Linked DNA regions of Homo sapiens: region 2 is linked to region 1. Evidence: read pairs that join two places in POLR2A ChIA-PET (ENCODE). Cell type or tissue: Panc1. All regions are shown on one strand.

Region 1 (5,000 bases):
TAGTCCCAGCCACTCGGGAGGCTGAGGCAGGAGAATGGCGCGAACTCAGGAGGCGGAGATTGCAGTGAGCCGAGATCATGCCACTACACTCCAGCCTGGGCGACAGAGCAAGATTCCGTCTCAAAAAAAGAGAAAAAGAAGGAAGGAAAGAAAGAAGGAAGGAAGGAAGGAAGGAGGGAAGGAAGGAAGGAAGGGAGGGAGGGAGGGAGGCAGGCAGAGAGGGAGGTATGGAAGGAGTGACGGAGGGAGGAAGGAAGAAGAAAAAGGTGGTACCATTATGAAAGAGCAGAAACTTGAGTCCTGGTCCCTGTTGTGAAAGTCCTTAAAAATACTTTGAGGGTATTAGTGTAGAGGTGAGAATGGAAACAACACCTATCGAAGCATTTTTAAAAGACAGACATTGGAAAAGAGTCCCATCATTTGTCAGCGAAAAGGTATTTCTAAAAATTGGGGGAGCGAAATCCTCTCTTAGTCATAACAGAGATGGAGGAAAAAGATCTGGAGACAGAAAGTAGGAAGGTCAGGAAAGAACAACAGTCTGATGGAAGCTTCTGCATGTTCCTTCTCCCTCCACTGTCACCCCTCTCAAGCTTCCCATCTGTTATGGGTTGAACTGTGTCCTCTCAAAATTCATATGTTAAAAAGCCCAGACCCCAGTACCTCAGAATGTGATCTTATATAAAAATAGGGCCAGGTGTGGTGGCTCTTGCCTGTTATCTCAGCTATTTGAGAGGCTAAGGTGGAAGGATCACTTGAGGCCAGGAGTTTGAGACCACCCTGGTCAACAGAGTGATACCTTATCTCTACAAAAATTTTAAAATTAGCTGGATATGGTTGTGTACACATGGCTGGTTGTGCACACACATAGCACCCAGCTATTTGGGTGGCTGAGGCAGGAGGACTGTGTGAGCCTAGGAGTTTGAGGCTGAAGTGAGCTATGATCATGCCACTGCACTCTAGCTTGGATGACAAAGCAAGACCTCATCTCTTAAACATAAATAAAATAGGGTCACTGCATATGTAATTAATTAAGATGAGATCATACTGGGGTAGGGTGGAGTAAGGTGAACCCTAAACCAATGAGACTGTGTCCTCATAAAAAAGGGAAATTTGGACACAGACAACACACAGGGTGAATGTCATGTGAAGACGAAAACAGAGATCAGGGTGATGCTTCTACAAGGTAAGAAATGACAAAGATTGCCAACAACTACAAGAAACCAGGCAAAAAGCATGGAACAGTTACACCTCAGCCCTCAGAGGGAATCAACATTGCCAACACCTCTATCTCAGACGTCTAGCCTTCAGGACTGTGAAACACTACAGTTCTGTTCTTTAAGCCACCCAGTTTGTGGTACTTAGTTATAGCAGTTTTACAAAAGAAAACACCATCCCTCAGTAAGGATTTCCTGTCTCTCCAGTTAACATCGGCTGTAAAAATGGCCTTGCCAAATCAATGCTTTACTGAGCCCAAGTATTGACAACCAATAATCTTGATCTTTTGGGGACTTACGCAACCCCAAAAAGATGTTTGTTAACCCAAATCAATTTTTCTTATCAATGGCCTCTGATCAGCTATGTAGAAAGATCCGTCAATAGTGATGCAACCTGCCTGAAAAAGGAGAGGAGACCCACGGCATGCCATGCTCACTGGTCCACAGAAACATACCGGGCTGGAGCGGCAAGGACATCCTGGCCCAGTGCACAGAATGTTTCTGGACCTGCAGTGTTTCTTGATAAGACTGTTTCTTTGCTGGGTACAATGGCTCACGCCTTTAATCCCAGCACTTTGGGAGGCCGAAGCTGGTGGATGATATGAGGTCAGGAGTTCGAGACAAGCCTGACCAACATGGGGAAACCCTGTCTCTGCTAAGTACAAAAAAAAAAAAAAATAATAAGATGGGCATGGTGGCATATCCCTGTAATCCCAGCTACTTGGAAGGCTGAGGCAGGGGAATCACTTGAACCTGGGAAGCGGAGGTTGCAGTGAGCCGAGATTGTGCCACTGCACTCCAGCCTGGGCAACACAGTGAAACTCCACTCAAAAAAAAAAAGGAATGTTTCTTGATCTTTTTGTAGTTCATGAGCGTGATGACTGAGTGTTCATGTGCATGTGTGAGGCGTGCCACCCTTAAACCTTGTTATAACATCAGCACATTACCCACATGACACGAAAAAAAATGTTTCTTATCCCTGACAGTTCTCCAAGAGGGCCTCCTTCAGGCATTGTCATTCCGTCCACAGTAACAACACAGCACCAGGAGAGGCCATTAGAGGGGCATAGGCAATGATCCTGTCTTCAGCCTTCAACACTTTGAGGTGTGTGCATTCTGAAGCCACAGTCATAGGGATTAACAAAGATAAACAAACTCATATTTCTAAGACTTGATATTTCTCAGAACTCTCAAAATTTCAGGCTTCTGCTAACTTCAATGTCTTCTTCTTGAATCAGAATCCTCCCTGAATCCAAATAGTAGCCTTAATGTTTCTGTCTCTACACATGAAATCCCCAAATTCTCACTTTAGCTTCTTCCACCCTAGTCTCTGCCTCCCATTCATGAGAAACAGGATGAGAGGGTGATGCCCAACTAATAGGCTTACTCTCTCATCTAAAGGGCATTTTGGTAAAAGGCTTTTTCTGTTGGGTCATATCTCCTCTGGCAGGAGCTATATCCCCCTGGCTTCCTATTTGGATTCTTCAGAATCTCGGCTTGAGCTCCGGCTGCCCTCCCTAGATGTACTAACTGCCTAGCTTGGGGCAAAATTCTCCTTTTGCACAGCACGTGCTTGCCTGATTCAGCTCAAAGCAGATCAGACTTTCTTAATAAGGCCACATTCTCTTCCCTCGTTGCCTTCTGCACTCCAGGCTTGAACCAAAACTTGGTTCCTTTATGAAGGACTTCACCGAAGGCCACAGGAAGCATCCAGCACAATCTTCTAACCCAGCACCAAAGCCTGAGCCTTGGCAGACACATGGTCCAAGTTCCAAAATATAAGTTACACTTTAAGTGAATCTGGTGAATGGGCTGGAGCCTTGGTCTGGTGGGGAGTGCTGGGGGGTGCTGGGGAGGAGAGGAAGGGACAGGGGTGTAGGGGGAAGCCCTTCTATCCGTCTTTTTTTAACAGTTACTTCTCTTCCTTTTTCTGTCTGGTTTCTCATAACTCCAACCAGCAGAGACAAGCCCAGGATGAAGACTGGGCAGTAGCCTGGGAAGAACCGGGCTTCGGTAACCACAGGGGCCCCAGGCGGCCCGGGAAGCGTGGAGGTCCCAGCGTGCGGGCAGAAAGCCCAAGAGGCCGAGCGCTGTGGCAGCTCCATGGGGCCCTGGCGGAGGCAAGGGCACAGCGTGGCTGGCTGCATATGTGAACAAGGTGAGCGGCGGGGCCGCGGTCGTCGCGGAGTCTGAGCACACCAAGGAGCGCATCAGACTTCAAGGGTCGAAGTGCAAAGGGGCAGTTTTTGATTTCGGGGTCAACCAACTAGGACTCGATGGGTGGAAAAGAAGTGCCTAAACAGCAAGCTGCTTACCTCAATCTCGGTCAGAATTTGTGGGGGCCCCATAGATGTGGGTGCCTGGCGGGGTCCTGGTGCGGACAGCGGTCTCGGGTTTGCGCACTGCGCACAGTATCCTCATCACGACACGATGGAAGCTGCGGAGCTGGGGTCAAAATAAGAAGGCGCAGCTGGGACCTGGTGACACCAAGAGAATGGAAGCCCCCAGACTCATTGCGGGTCTCTGCCGGGAAGTGAGTATGTAGGCAGCCTGTGGGCGGAACCTCACCTTGGCCTTGACGGAAACGGGCTCTGCGTTTGCCTTTGGGGAGAACAAGATGGGGCAGCTGAGCCTCAGCAACCACGCAGGAGCATCCCCAGCACCGCACAGATCATGGACAACGGGCAGCCAATTACTAGAATGGCCAGTGGAAATGAATTCCGTATAATGGGCGACAAAGGAGACCTCTGTTCCTTCGTGTGCCCTCAATGTGGTCAGCTGGGACCCAGGCACAGTGAATAGTTAAGGCTGTGAGCTGGTGCTGGTGCCACGATGAGTGGCCCACCTTCACTGAGAATGAAAGATGGGTAGATTCTGCCTGTACCAAAGGTGGTTGTGAGACCCCCAGAGCAAGGCAGGGACCCCTCCCCATTTCCCTTACATGCTGTGCTGACTGAAGCTACATTCAACCTTGCAGCCACACAACCACAAACGTTTCCTTTCACAAAATAGACCAATCAAATCTGAGACAGAGTATTCTGAGCACAAGCATCTTGGCTAACAGTGGGCACTTTGCAAAAGATGCTCCCCAATGCACTTGCCCAGTAATGTCCTAGCCTGTCCTAACCTGGCCTTTGCTTCATTTCAGTAGTAAAAAGCACACCCCTGGGTGGAGATTTAAGATGCTAATGAGACATGCATCACATGAAGAAGCATGTCCAGAGACTGCATAGGTGCAACTGCCAAACCACCCCAAACATGCAATGATGTCACATGGAGGAGCTCCAAAGCAAATGAAACCCCAAACTAACCTGCAGTCAGGGAGCTAGCTGCAGGTCTCTTCCTGCTGCTACCTCCCCTTCTGCTCAAGCTGAGAGCTCCAATAAACTGCCTTGCTCAAGCCCATCTCAGATTCTTGGTCTATTTCTATTTACTAAGGGTCAAGAACCCACCAGCCAATAACGGTTGTGTAAGACGTGACCTGTAATGCTAACCACACATTGATTCTGGACTCCAAGAAATGAGTCTTCTCCTGGGGCTTTGGTGGCTATGGTTGACTGGGCCACTCAGAGCAGAAGGATGAGATGGTCCCCGCTTGGTGAGGTTGGAGTCTGACTTCCTTGGGTGTGGGGCATCCCAGATCCATGTTGGTTACACCTGGTCCTTTGCTGTCTGTGAAGTTGGTAGTCTCTTTTTCTGGGGGAGCCCAATATCTCCCATGAATCTTCCATGTACCTGAAAGCAGTGCAGGACCTCTGCGGCTGCAGAATCCAGAGCCTGGCTTGT
Region 2 (5,000 bases), 110 kb before region 1:
ACTACAGGTGTACGCCACCATGTCCAGCTAATTTTTTAATTTTGTATAGAGACGGGTTTTCTGCTTTGTTGCCCAGGCTGGTATCAAACTCCTGGGCTCAAGCTATCCTCCCACCTCAGCGTCCCAAAGTGCTGGGATTACAGGCATGAGCCATTGCACCTGTAATATGCAGTGTATATAGAACAAACAGGAGAGAAGATGTCTGCAAGAATCTAATACCTTCCTAGGAAATCCAGGAAATCAGGATAGGCCTCAGGAATGTGAAATAACTTGGTAATGAGAACTCTGAGTACTGGGATAAAGAGTCAGACAGAAGGAGGGGAGAAGGAGAGCTGCTCCCCACCGCTGAGAAGTCCACCTGGTGTAGAAAATGAGCTGGAAAGAGACGGCACAGGTGCCTTGGCTTCAATTGGCTGTAGATTGCTTATTGATAGAGAATAGCCCCTGATGGGGGTGCTGGATAGAACCGTTCTGCCTGAAGCCAAGGAAACACGTCTCTCTGCCTCTCGGTTTCTCAAAGGGGTTTGGGGGGGTGGACTCTGAAAACCTAGAAAGCAGCCTGCCCTTGGAAACAGACCTCTTCCCATCTTGGCAAATTCAGAAATGGCCAAAGGCCCCAGGACAACAGGAAGAGCTACAGGTACGAGCAGCCAGAGTCACATACGTTGGTCCTTCTCCACCTCTGCTGACCTCAGGAGATCTTGAACTCCACCCTCCCAGGGCCACCCCTCGGCTTCACAATTACATGCTGAATTTATACTCGTACTAACCTGTCACTGTGTGGAGGCTGCTAATACACTACAGCTTGTTTAAAGACTGTAGAAAATTTGAAAATAAAACTTTATTATATTAAACCCCTACCTTACAACTTATATGAAAAAAAGCTTCAGATGGACTAAGGATATTAGTGTAAAATAAAACAAAGCCATCCAGAGAAACCAGAGATAAAATACTTTTATAATTTTGGTGTGAACAAGGTCTAGGCCTAATGTAAAAGGCAGAAAATATATAGGAAAAAATAGCTTTAATTTATACATAAGTATATGTGTCTGTGTGTCTATGTATGCACACACATAGCTATACAGAGATATACATCTTAACCTGTAATTAAATAAATGAGATTAAAATGTTATACATGTTACCGTTCGCATGAGTCATTTTGCAGTGAAGATTTTTTTTTTCCATTGTTTATCTGCTCATGGCCATCCCATCCCAAGAACACAGTGGTGACAGCCTGGTACGTATCATTCCATACTTCCTTTATGCTCATATAATCATATACAAATACACAGAGACAGAGAGAAGTTCAGTCACTGTTTTATTATGCACATTTCTCTGCAGTTTGCTCTTACCACTTAATAAGAGATCTTGAAAATCCCCCATCCTCCAGTGTGGATTTAATGCATTCTTGTTAGCAGCTGACTGGAAAAGGATGAAGCATTCTTCATGTTGATAAACAGGTTTTACTTCTAGAAACATCAATTGTATGACACCAGGATCATATGCTTTGCATGTCCCAATTTCCCGGTATGTGACCTTCTCCCGGTGATAGAAGATCAGGCTCAGGGTGTTGAATATTTTTTTTTTTTTTTTTTTTTTTGAGATAGAGTCTGGCTGTGTTGTCCAGGCTGGAGTGCAGTGTCGCCATTTCAGCTCACTGCAGCCTCCACCTACTGGATTCAAGCAATTCTCCTGCCTCAGCCTCCTGAGTAGCTGGGATTACAGGCGTACACCACCAGGCCCGGCTAATTTTTGTATTTTTAGTAGAGACGAGGTTTCACCATGTTGGTCAGGCTGGTCTAGAACTCCTGACCTCGTGATCCACCTGCCTCGGTCTCCCAAAGTGCTGGGATTACATGCGTGAGCCACCGCACACGGCCTCGGTGTGTTGAATTTGACAGCCTAAGGGCACACCCAGTGCCCAAGGAGCGGGGCTAGCAGGGCAGGAGAGGAACAGAGAAAGGGATCAGGCATGAAATGGTGTGAAGGGCCTGCGGGAGGGTTAGGCAAGACGCAGGGATAGAGAGGTTCAAGGATTGACACTGCTTTGCCACAATTTTTCCTCCAACCTCTGTAGGGCGCTCCCCTTAGGAGATTGTTGGCACCGTGTCACAAGAGAGGTTGGTGGAGGCAAGAGGTTCCTTAAAGGAGGACGGAGGACACAGCCAGAAACAAACAGCCCTTTAATTGAACTAGAAAAGACCGGAATTTCAATTTCAGCCGTTTTGGTCACTTCTCCAACACTGCCACCAAGTGGCTAAAGAGGAACAATGCAACTAGCAAACCCAAAGGGAAAGATTGCAAGAGCTGGGCAGTCATAAAATAAAACCACCATGGCTGGCTAATTTTTTTTATTTTTAATAGAGACAGAATCTCATTATGTTGCCCAGGCTGGTTTCGAGCTCCTGGACTGAAGCGAACCTCCTGCCTCAGACTCCCAAAGTACTGGGATTACAGGTGTGAGCCGCCACTCCTGGCCCCAGCAGTGGTAAAATAAAACCACATCTCACATTCCAGATTAATTTGCAACCCTCAGGTGGAGAGAGAGAACATTTTCATCAACCTAAAGAGTGCCTTCGTGCTGTTTGCTAGTCAGTGCTTCTCCAGAGGTCATTGCCTTTCTGGCTTCCATAGATCAGATTTGCCTGGTCTTGAGCATGATGCAAACAGAATTTTACTGCCTATACTCCTTGTCTGACTCACGCATCTGTGAGATGGGTCCATGCTGCTGCTTGTACAGCCTATTCTCATTATTTGCAGTAGCTCTGTTCTACAAAATCATCACAGACACTGAACCATTGCTCATAGGGAAAATAGGGGTTAGGTTCCTGGGAGACTCTGCTCATGACAATTTCATCAAGCAATCAGTACATATAAAGAAACAAATGTATCAATCTATGTTTAACGTGTATCAACTGATAAACATGCAGAAACAAAATAAAAGCAGATAACCTGGTTTTATGTGTGTTTCTGTTTAAAGACACCTTGTTAAATATATATTGGTGATTCATTAACGTTGAACTCATGGCCAACAGCACTGTAATTCACGACTGAACGAAACTTATCCATGCCTATTTTCCCCAAAAAACACATCACAGCCTTCTTGCACTTAGGAACATTAGACAGCACTTTACCCTTATGCTTGGGGCCATTTTAAACAGCAAAATCACCAACAAAGCACCACAAAAATGAATTTAATGCTATGTGTAGCACTAAATTGACCACAAAAATGATACTTGTTTTACCATATGACAGCCAGAACGAGAAGACAGAACTTGGTCTTGTTTGACCTCACCAGGATAACAAATTTTGGCTGCAGTGGGGCACACCAGGAGATTCAAATTTCTCACTGTTCTGTGCAGGTCCAAAAAATGGACCATAAGAATACCATGAGTATTTTAGGGTGACAAATAAATATCAGCAAGTAGCCAAATTCTCAAATACAGAATCCATGAATAAAGATCAACTGTATCTGTACTTTGGTCTGTGGAGTTTGTTGTTGTTGTTTTTGAGACAGGCTGTCACCGTGTCACTGAGACTGGAGTGCAGTGGTGGGATCATGGCTCACTGCAGCCTCGACCTCCCTGGCTCAAGCAATCCTCCCACTTCAGCCTCCCGAGTAGGTGGGACTACAGGCACACACCACCATGCCAGTTTTTCTGATGGGCTATAAGCTCTATAAAGTCAATCTCAATTCCTCAAAGCAGTCTTCTCATATCTGAAAATATGCCATTCCAGTCAAAGCCTTGGTAAAATACCCAGTGTCTCCACTTGTGACCTGTTACTAAACAAAAACAAAAACAGATTCTTATTGAACCTAAGCAAATAGCTGTACTGACATAAATTAAGAATACTCAAATAGTTTCCAAGTCCTGGAGAAATCAGGTAGAGAGAAATTTTACTCACGAGAGTATACTCAATTGTTAAAAGCTATAAATAGGCCAGGCGCGGTGGCTCACGCCTGTAATCCCAGCACTTTGGGAGGCCGAGGCGGGTGGATCACGAGGTCAGGAGATCGAGACCATCTTGGCTAACACGGTGAAACCCCGTCTCTACTAAAAATACAAAAAATTAGCCGGGTGAGGTGGCGGGCGCCTGTAATCCCAGCTACGCAGGAGGCTGAGGCAGGAGAATGGTGTGAACCCTGGGGGGCGGAACCCTGGCAAGCGGAACCTCGGGAGTGAGCCAAGATCGCGCCACTCCAGCCTGGGAGACAGCGAGACTCCGTCTCAAAAAAAAAAAGCTATAAATAACTCAAGTTTTCAGCTGGGCACAGTCGCTCATGCCTGTAATCCTAGTACTTTGGGAGGTTAAGGTGAGAGAGTAGCTTGAGCCTAGGAATTCAAGACCAGCCAGGGAAACATAGTGAGACCTCATCTCTACAAATAATAATACAAAAAATTATCTCAGTGTGGTGGTGCACACCTGTAGTCCCAGCTACTCGAGAGGCTGAGGTGGGAGGATTGCCTGAACCTGGGCAGTCGAAGTTTCTGTGAGCTGAGATCATGCCACTGCACTCCAGCATGGGCAACAGAGCAAGAACCCATCTCCCAAAAAAGGAAAAGAAAAAAAGTTTTCTTGACTCTGAAAAACAAAACAAAAAAGTATCAGCAATGTTTCAAACAAAAAAGGCATAAAAAATTATTTCAGTTATAAATTAGTTCAGTTATAAATTAGTAATTAACCTTTGTTCTGTCCAAGACTGGGCCAGCAATCTTCATGAACATATCAGCTCTTCAATGAAAGATCTGGCAATTTTCTCTCTAGTCCAATGACACAGCCTCCAAACTTAGAAACCTGCATTCAAGAGCACCCATCAGAGTCCTCTCCATGAACTTCCCTAAAGAAGAAGTAACTTTTGAACTGTAGCTGATCATAAACTACTTTTTGAGAAGAATCAAAGTAAAACAAGGACTGTCCATGGATGATAGAAGTCTTAGGACAGGCCAGGTGCAGTGGCTCATACCTGTAATCGCAGCATTTTAGGAGGCTGAGGAGGT

Evidence for each region. Peaks named below come from ENCODE experiments on the same cell type or tissue, not always from the same donor. Only the 100,000 strongest peaks of a DNase experiment are listed, where the experiment ranks them.
Region 2: POLR2A ChIA-PET joins it to region 1 with 6 read pairs; 2 of 35 experiments call an interaction of 5 or more read pairs at or near these places.

What each region holds. Positions count from the first base shown.
Region 1 is chr7:138,119,021-138,124,020 of GRCh38, forward strand. It overlaps MIR4468 (microRNA 4468), which reads left to right and starts at 4,738; the gene lies at 4,738-4,801. It overlaps LOC124901828 (small nucleolar RNA U13), which reads left to right and starts at 2,068; the gene lies at 2,068-2,171. It also overlaps the pseudogene RCC2P3. In Panc1, no CTCF peak of the experiment used is centred here; no DNase peak of the experiment used is centred here.
Region 2 is chr7:138,006,761-138,011,760 of GRCh38, forward strand. All of the region lies in intron 2 of LOC124901752 (a long non-coding RNA gene), which reads left to right. Among named protein-coding and RNA genes, the nearest start is that of CREB3L2, 7.2 kb to the left of the region's middle. In Panc1, CTCF peaks have their summits at 2,258 (motif pointing left) and 2,488; a DNase peak (open chromatin) is centred at 2,201; H3K4me3 peaks cover 226 bases.